Regions from separate parts of the Mus musculus genome. Here all the other regions are linked to region 2. A link is a loop called in an ENCODE intact Hi-C map of the cell type or tissue named here. Cell type or tissue: left cerebral cortex. All regions are shown on one strand.

What was found. Peaks named below come from ENCODE experiments on the same cell type or tissue, not always from the same donor. Only the 100,000 strongest peaks of a DNase experiment are listed, where the experiment ranks them.
Region 1: a loop joins it to region 2, with 4 times the contacts of the local background. A loop is called at or near these places in 5 of 42 quality-filtered maps.
Region 3: a loop joins it to region 2, with 2.6 times the contacts of the local background. A loop is called at or near these places in 5 of 42 quality-filtered maps.

The regions. Positions count from the first base shown.
Region 1 is chr3:122,465,075-122,467,574 of GRCm38, reverse strand. The region is part of intron 3 of Bcar3 (breast cancer anti-estrogen resistance 3); the gene reads right to left. Among named protein-coding and RNA genes, the nearest start is that of Gm34349, 14 kb to the left of the region's middle. In left cerebral cortex, a CTCF peak has its summit at 1,325 (motif pointing right); a DNase peak (open chromatin) is centred at 1,325.
Region 2 is chr3:122,294,445-122,296,944 of GRCm38, reverse strand. It overlaps Gm40190. Among named protein-coding and RNA genes, the nearest start is that of Mir760, 2.0 kb to the right of the region's middle. In left cerebral cortex, a CTCF peak has its summit at 1,289 (motif pointing left); DNase peaks (open chromatin) are centred at 1,276, 1,815 and 2,315; H3K4me3 peaks cover 288 bases; H3K27ac peaks cover 1,453 bases.
Region 3 is chr3:122,922,702-122,925,201 of GRCm38, reverse strand. 1810037I17Rik (RIKEN cDNA 1810037I17 gene) reads right to left here and starts at 805. Exons shown (of 2, transcript NM_024461.2): 1 at 546-805. The coding sequence starts at 742. 4933405D12Rik (RIKEN cDNA 4933405D12 gene) reads left to right here and starts at 1,086. Exons shown (of 6, transcript NR_046036.1): 1 at 1,086-1,139. In left cerebral cortex, a CTCF peak has its summit at 1,112; DNase peaks (open chromatin) are centred at 155 and 987; H3K4me3 peaks cover 1,392 bases; H3K27ac peaks cover 1,002 bases.

The DNA.
Region 1 (2,500 bases), 170 kb before region 2:
GGTGTGCTCTGACCCCCATTGCTTCATTTTACCGTTTTGACCTCCTCCGCTGCCTGGCCCTTCCACACTAAAGTCCCATTCTCTGCCCAGCTCCTTTATGCTAACATCTCCCAGCTCCCTCCCTGCTAAACCTTCCCCCCTTAACTTGGTTGTCCTTCCTACGGTCACCCCGTATGCCACCTCCAGAATAGAAGGTCCAGGAATTTGTTCAGTGTTGTATCCCAACCCTTAGAGAGTTGACAAGTGGCAGATAATGCAGGCTATGAAACGACTATGTGCTGTTTTAAACAAGAGGGGACTGGGAAAGCCCAAATGTCATAAGGACATTTTCTTATAAAGAAATTCAGGTTGCGTATCTGATATCTGAAATACTTGAATGTTTTAGACTTCAGATTTTTAAAAAACCTGCACACACACACACATAAATACATATAGAGAGAAAGGGAAAAAAAAAGAGTTAGAGATCTTAGGAGTGCAAAGTTTAAGCATGAAATTAATTTATGCCCCAAATAATATTCTATATGCATGGACCGAAGATAATTTATGCAATATTTTAATAACTTTGCTTATGAAACAAAGCTGCATGGTATGGATGCTCCTATTGCGGCTCTAAGTTGATGATCGGAAAGGTTGCAGGTTAGGAAGCACGTGCCGGATCGCAGATATTCGCATTCTGGACACTGGACACTTACCCTGCACCAAAGGAAGATCCGGCTCGTGCGTTCAGCACAGAGTAACGCATAGCCAACAAGACAAGTCACAAAGAAGTATTTGATGATATATTGTTTTGATAATAGATAAATAAAATTCCTTCTGTGTGAGCGTCTTCTCAGAATTTCCCAACAACATGGATTCCCCAGCTCCCCAGCTCAAGAAATCTCTGCGTAACATGGCTTCCAGTTACTCTCTCCTGCTCCTGCCAGGCTGAGCGCACCCACTGTCCACAGGGGTGGAAAATTCTCTATCAGTCTTCAAAGTACTGATAGCTATTTTCTGCCTTGCTAAATCAAGCACCCTTCCTGACAAAGCGTCAGTCTTATCAACTGTCAGATCACAATGTAAATGCAAGTCTAGCCAAGGAAAGTTTAATGTGCGTAAAACTTCAGGCCAACCCTAATCGGCTCCACCCAAACAACGCAGACAATACGCTAGTGACAAAAGGCTCCATGACTTCACACACCTTGAATGGAGCCAACCCAGGCCCTCTTTCTGAAGTTGAACTATAATGTGCTATGTTATTACACTTCATCTTAAAAGCTCCCATAGTGTCCAGAAACAGCTATAGCCAAATGCTGCATTGCTGTGACATGGAGTGACCACTAGAGGGTAGAGTTTAATAGCAAACAACTCCAAGGCTGAACTCCTGGCCTCTTTGGATGTACTTAGAAGTGCTAAGGTATGGAGAAAACAAGATCTCCTAAGTAGATAGGTCTAAGTCACAGACGATGCCAGAACTGTATCTCTAAAACGTTACAGACTTACATCTCTACAAATTGAGGACACCTCTTACTAAATATGTGAGTATTTAGGACAACAAAAAGTGACACCAGTTTTCATCAGGAAAACTGCAGGTTATTAGCAAGAGAAGGCAGACCAAGGCTGCATTTAGGAACTGCTTAACCATCTGGAAACTGATACTCTCGGGAAACTCTGGGACATTCTTACAGACATAAGTCTTATTTGCTTTGGGGAACATAACGATTTTTGGAATGAGCCAGGAGTGGTGGTGCACACCTTTAAACCCAGCACTTAAGAGGCAGGAGAATTTCTGAGTTCGAGGCCAGCCTGGTCTACAGAGTGAATTCCAGGACAGCCAGGGCTACACAGAGAAACCATGTCTCGAAAATCCAAAAAAAAAAAAAAAAAAAAAAAAGATTTTTGGAATGTATGGCTTAGGGGCAGGCACACACATGTAATTCCAACATGTGAGAAAGCTGAGACAGGAGGATAATGATTCAGGTAGCCTGGGCTCCACGGACCCTCATTTAGATGTACCTTGAATCCAGTTGCATATCATTCAGGCACCAAATATTATTATTAATATTATTAAGAGAACAAGAAGAGTCCCCTAGCTTCAGAGTTGAGCTGTTTAAAACGCACAGCCATGAGCAGAGTTTTCACAGGGTGACCCAAGAGTGACCCTCAAGGTTGCCTACAGGATCTGGGGAAGGTCCAAGGCAGGGAGTCTGAGGCAAGGTGAGCCCAGTGCACACACAGGGAGCTAGAATGGCAGTTGCTACCTCTTATTTACAGGGTACCAATCGCATCCTCGGTTCTGGACTAAGAACTTTACATATATTAACCCATATTAACATTTAACCCCAGATTCCTCCACTTACTGGCTCCTGGGAATTTCAGTCAATGCCTAAGAATATGGCTAGCAAGAACCAATTTGGCATGTGTGCTTGCTTACCAGTATGACTGTGACAATAAGCACATACTCTGTGGCATTCAAATAAAACCGGGTGTGGTGGTGCATTCTTATAAGACCAACACTTGG
Region 2 (2,500 bases):
CAGGGACTAGAAGACAACTTTCAGAAGTCAGTTTTCTCCTTCCAGCCTGCGGGTCTTGGGCACTGAACTTGGATCCGCAGGCTTGGCAGCAGGAGCAGGTACAAGCTAAGAGTTCTCGCTGGCTCAATGTCTACATTTCTTCACCTTTGAAATTTTTATTCTCTTTCCTTTAGTCACATCTTGATGCTTAGTATGGTTTAGTTACTTGCCTGGCTGAAACTCAGCACTTAAATATTTTAGGAAAAAAGTTCCAACTCTTAAATGTTGCTCCAGGTTTTCTCTGCCAAGACACTTGTCTTCAAAAGTCCTCTGGGGTGGTCTACACCCTTGTTTATGGCTGTAGTTGAACAACTGAAAACAATTAGCTGTTCAAACTTCGGGAAAACCTTGAATTTGAATTCCAGTGTTTTCAGGCAGAGGAGATAAGTGGTAGCAGGCTTGATACGCGCTGTGTAGGGCAGGGCAGGGAGACTGGGAGTTGCAACAAGCTTAACTGAGGCTGTGTCTGAACCCTGTTTCTCCAGGACCTGAGAGTTCTGGCTTTCTCGATTGACAGATGACTGCTAACAACAATATCAAAAGCCAGCTGTCACATTTACATTGTGCCAGCACTGAGGTAAATTCCTGCAAGCACTAGTCCTCACAGTACTGTGATGGTTTCTCAGACCAGGAAAAGAAGGCTCAGAATCAAGTCTTGAAAACAAGAGGCAGAGCCAAGACTTGAACATCAGTTCATGACCTCAAACTCCTACCACATATTATATAGTAGTCTGTGCTTATTATTTGGGGATTCAGGCTAAAAGATACTTTGCTCTCAGAGATACCCAATTACAATTTTCTACTTTTCATACATTACCTTATATATGAAATCTATATTTACATTATATTTATATTGCTTCATATCCATAGGCTACATACCTCTCAGGGAATGTGCAGTCCTTGATGATAAATTTATACTTTACCTCTCACAGTAGGCCTGTGCCATACCAAATATTCACCAATGGTACCCTCTAGAGTAAAGCAAAGCTAATAAAAGTTGCTAGCAACACAGCTCTTTAGAGATTCAGGAGAATGCAGACATGCATCCAAGGGCACCTAGAACAATGTAGCAACTTGGAGCTAATCCTGCCAGACAAACGCAGCCCCTAACGCTGTGTATTGGGTTTGAACACCCAAACAGGGTATTGTTGCTGAGTCACAGTTGTCTTGGGGGGTGGCAACTCTAGGGAAGAGCAGAGCCCTCTGTAGGAGGCGACTGTAGCCCATGCTCTGGCTCCCTCTGCTGACAGGGAGAGGTTGCTTTTTGTCCTAGCAGGAGTTCTTGGTTCAGATGTATAATTGCTGTCTATTCTATATTCCCAGTCAGCTCTTAGTTTATAACGGAGAGCAAAACCCCATTAAATTATTCTCTTCATATAGCAACCCAGTACACGTCCTCATTCTTTTTCTAGGATAATACACCTGCCCCTGGAAAAGAGACTCTATAAACCGCTTGTTGGCTGAGAAGCACCACGTTATCTGCCGTACATCCAGCCGTAGGACCTTGTCTTAAATGCTTCACACAAGCATGGTTCCCCCATAATCTCTGCTAATGCTGTCTCAGTCTTGCTGCTCATAGATGAGAATGTTTAGGTCTCAACCAGCGGAAGGCATGAACTATCTCCAACTCTTTAGTTCATTATGATTACCTGCACATCTCTCCTTAGCATATGCTTTATTGTTCCTTCCTTAGAACTTGGAGTATGAGTCACAATCGCTAAGCACGTCCACGACGCCGCAGAATTGGAGATTTTGCACCAACGCTTCCAGGTAAAATTTCTTTGTATTGTTTTCACAGCGAGCATTGAGTGTCTCTTTCCCTACGCGAGCCGTAAACAAGTATTAAGAACCACTGGAGCCCTTGAGATGTCACCAGCGAGTAACATATTGCAGCCTTCAGTAAAGATACTGTTTATAAAGAGCTGGTTTTAATGTATTGTTCTATTTCAAGGGGTATTGGCCATTTTAAGAGGCATAACAATGTTTAAGACCCTTGTTGTTAAGGAAAGTGCTCTTATGGAATGAAATAGGCCTGGCATCAGACAGAACTCTGTCACTGTAGAGGCAAGTCACCAGCAGTGTCATTTCATGCTCTTGGTGGGTATGCCAAGAACGCCAGGCCAATCACTTTCTTTGGGCCCTATTTCAGAGTTGTGTTTGCAAGGAGCAATTCTGAGATGAGGTAATGTCTCCCGACAGAACAAAGAACAGGCTTGCTTGCCGCTCACCATAAAACATAGTAGTTTCTGAGCTCAGCAATCCTCGCCTGTAATGAAAACCATTTTGTGTGCAAGCATGCATCTGGGGCCCATATGCCTTGTTCCTCAGAGAATCCGAGTTCAGGGAACTCATAAACATGCTGCCCCTCTGGCTACTGCTTTTGTCGTCAATAGTCCACACGTGTTCTGTCAATATCGATAAAGCCGTGAAAGATAATGTAATCAGCCTGCAAGGTAGAATA
Region 3 (2,500 bases), 630 kb before region 2:
TCTCTGCCTTCTAATTTGCCACAAAACCGAAAAAATGAGAGCCAAAGAAACCCAAGATACTCCATTCTTTGACAGATGTAGGACTGGGGATACTCTGGAAGATAATACGCGTTTATCTGCATAAGTTATGGACAAGTTAAGTTTACAAGGCTTGCTTTGGGCTAAGCATTTTAAGCAGGCGCACAACACTCAAATCACTTTAGATATAATCACATTTAACCTGTCATGCTCTATTTTTTATTACTTACGATATTTATTTACTTTTATTTTTATTAGTTTTTAGTAATTATTTTTTATTATTTACGATAGATCTAATTATGGGTATAGGTTTCTAACACTTAACAGTTCGTTTGTGGTGATGAAACAGACAAATATGGGAAGTCAAGTTTTCTCCACACTCCTCTTGCCACTGGGGTGTCAAGGAAATCCATTTTCGCTCTTCCAACTCCGCCATCTCTAGCTGCCGTCCCTCCCTCCCTCTCCGAGAAGACTGAAGCAGCCGCCAGCTTCCTAAGCTCTTCAACTCTGCAACTCAGGATACTCACCAGGGCAAGAGGTACACGAAGACGAACAAGGCCAGGTCGAAAAGGATGAAGAGCCAGAGATCCAGCCAGTAGGAGTGTTTCGGAAGCCCGTTCATCCCGGACTGAGGTGCCTCATCTTGGTTCCTCCTTCCAGCTTCGAACGAGCCCCTCCGTTCCCGGACACCGTCGGTACCAGACGCCGCCTGGCTCACCTCCATCTCCGCGTCGTTTCACTTCCGCGCAACTGAGACCAAACCTGAAGACCGCTTCGCGCCCAGTCTAGCAACCAATTCCGGGTAACCCCGCCAATCGACTAGGCGCCCCGCCCCCGCCGCCGCGCCCCGCCCCGCCCCCGCGTCCCCGCCTTCCGGACTGCGCAGGCGTCCTCCCTTTCTAGGAATTCGCCTTCTTCGGCATTCCCGGGAACGCGCAGACTCCGCTGGGCCGGCTGCTCTTGGCGCAGGCGCTCTGTTCCACCACCCCTCCTCGCCCCCCGAACTTGGCGAAGGTGTCTGCCCCGCCTCCCCGACCGCACGCATGCGCTCTGTGCCCCGCCCCGTTGCTTCCTGGTGGGGTGTCCCCTTGCGGTGTTCAGAGGTGGTTTCTAAGGTGCAGGTGAGCTCTCTCACGTAGCTCAAACGCTGCCTTGCAGGGTGCATTACTGGTTCTCCCGGTTTCTGGGATGAAAACTGTCTCAACTCCTTTTCTCTGAGATGATGCCAGAACTTCAGGAACCGCCTCAAAGGATTCCAGCCTTGCCCACCCACAAAAGTAGTCTTTTTATAAACATGAGCGTGTGGGGGGATGTTTTTCTTTCTTCCTCCCTTCTTCCTTCCTTCCTTCCTTCCTTCCTTCCTTCCTTCCTTTCCTTCCTTCCTTCCTTCCTTCCTTCCTTCCCTTCCTTCCTTCCTTCCTCCCTCCCTCCCTCCCTCCCTCCCTCCCTCTCTCTCTTTCTTTCTTTCTTCCTTCCTTTTAAAAAACTAGATCGTGAGATTCTCTGATAATAACTTTGGAGACGACAACATTGTGTGACAATGTAAAAAGGTTGGCAGACCCCGTAGAATCATCTCTCCAATACACGTAAACTTTTTGGTTTCTTACATGTTTGGGAAGTGTGTACAGTTTGAGAACTTTGGATGATTTTGTACAGACTTGAGCGATTTGCTCATAATTTTTGAAACAGTTTTGATGAGGTGGACGTTGTAAGGGTCCATGATTCGCTGAAGAATGATACTCCAGACTCAAGTAGTTTGTAAACACACAGAGTGTTTTATTTTGTCGAAGTCCAGCATGCTGGAGTCTCCCATTACCAAGTATGCTCGCTGCACATTGGGGGAATTCTCGGATAGATGGGCTTTGTCTTACTCTTATCTCGGGCATTCCAGAAGCATAACCTTGGTGTGGTGGCTAGAAACTTGCCTGAGGAATCCTGGGGTAGGTGGCCTTATCTACTCTCTCTTAAGGACATTCTGAAACTATTGCCTGGGTGTGAGGGCTGAAAACCCATTGTCCTTGCTTCAGGCCAGGTTGGGTTTTTTTTTTTTGGGGGGGGGGGGGTCGTTTCTGATGGTAGGGCACTTTCTGACTAGCTGCCTGAAGCCTAGGATTTTAGGCCTAATCCCAGGAACTGCCAATTAGAAGTCTGTCATGGAATTAGCCTGTCTCAATTACAGTCACGAATTTTCAGAAGGCTCAGATAAGGTAAAGCGTGGAATTTACATAGGTATTTCATGGGAGTATTTTAATAAGCCACTCAACTCTATGTCAGAATATCCTGTAACCATTAGATAAAAACCTGTTGGAGTCTACTAACTTAGCAGCCCACTAACTTATACCAACCAAGTAGCCCTGATAGCATCGTGGGCTTACAGAAGAGCTTTCTCCTTTCCTAAATCAGCCTTTCTAAAGTACCCACCAGTGTATTTTGGGCTTGCCTTGTTTTATTACTTTCTTGGTTCTGTGAAGCAATTTTAAAA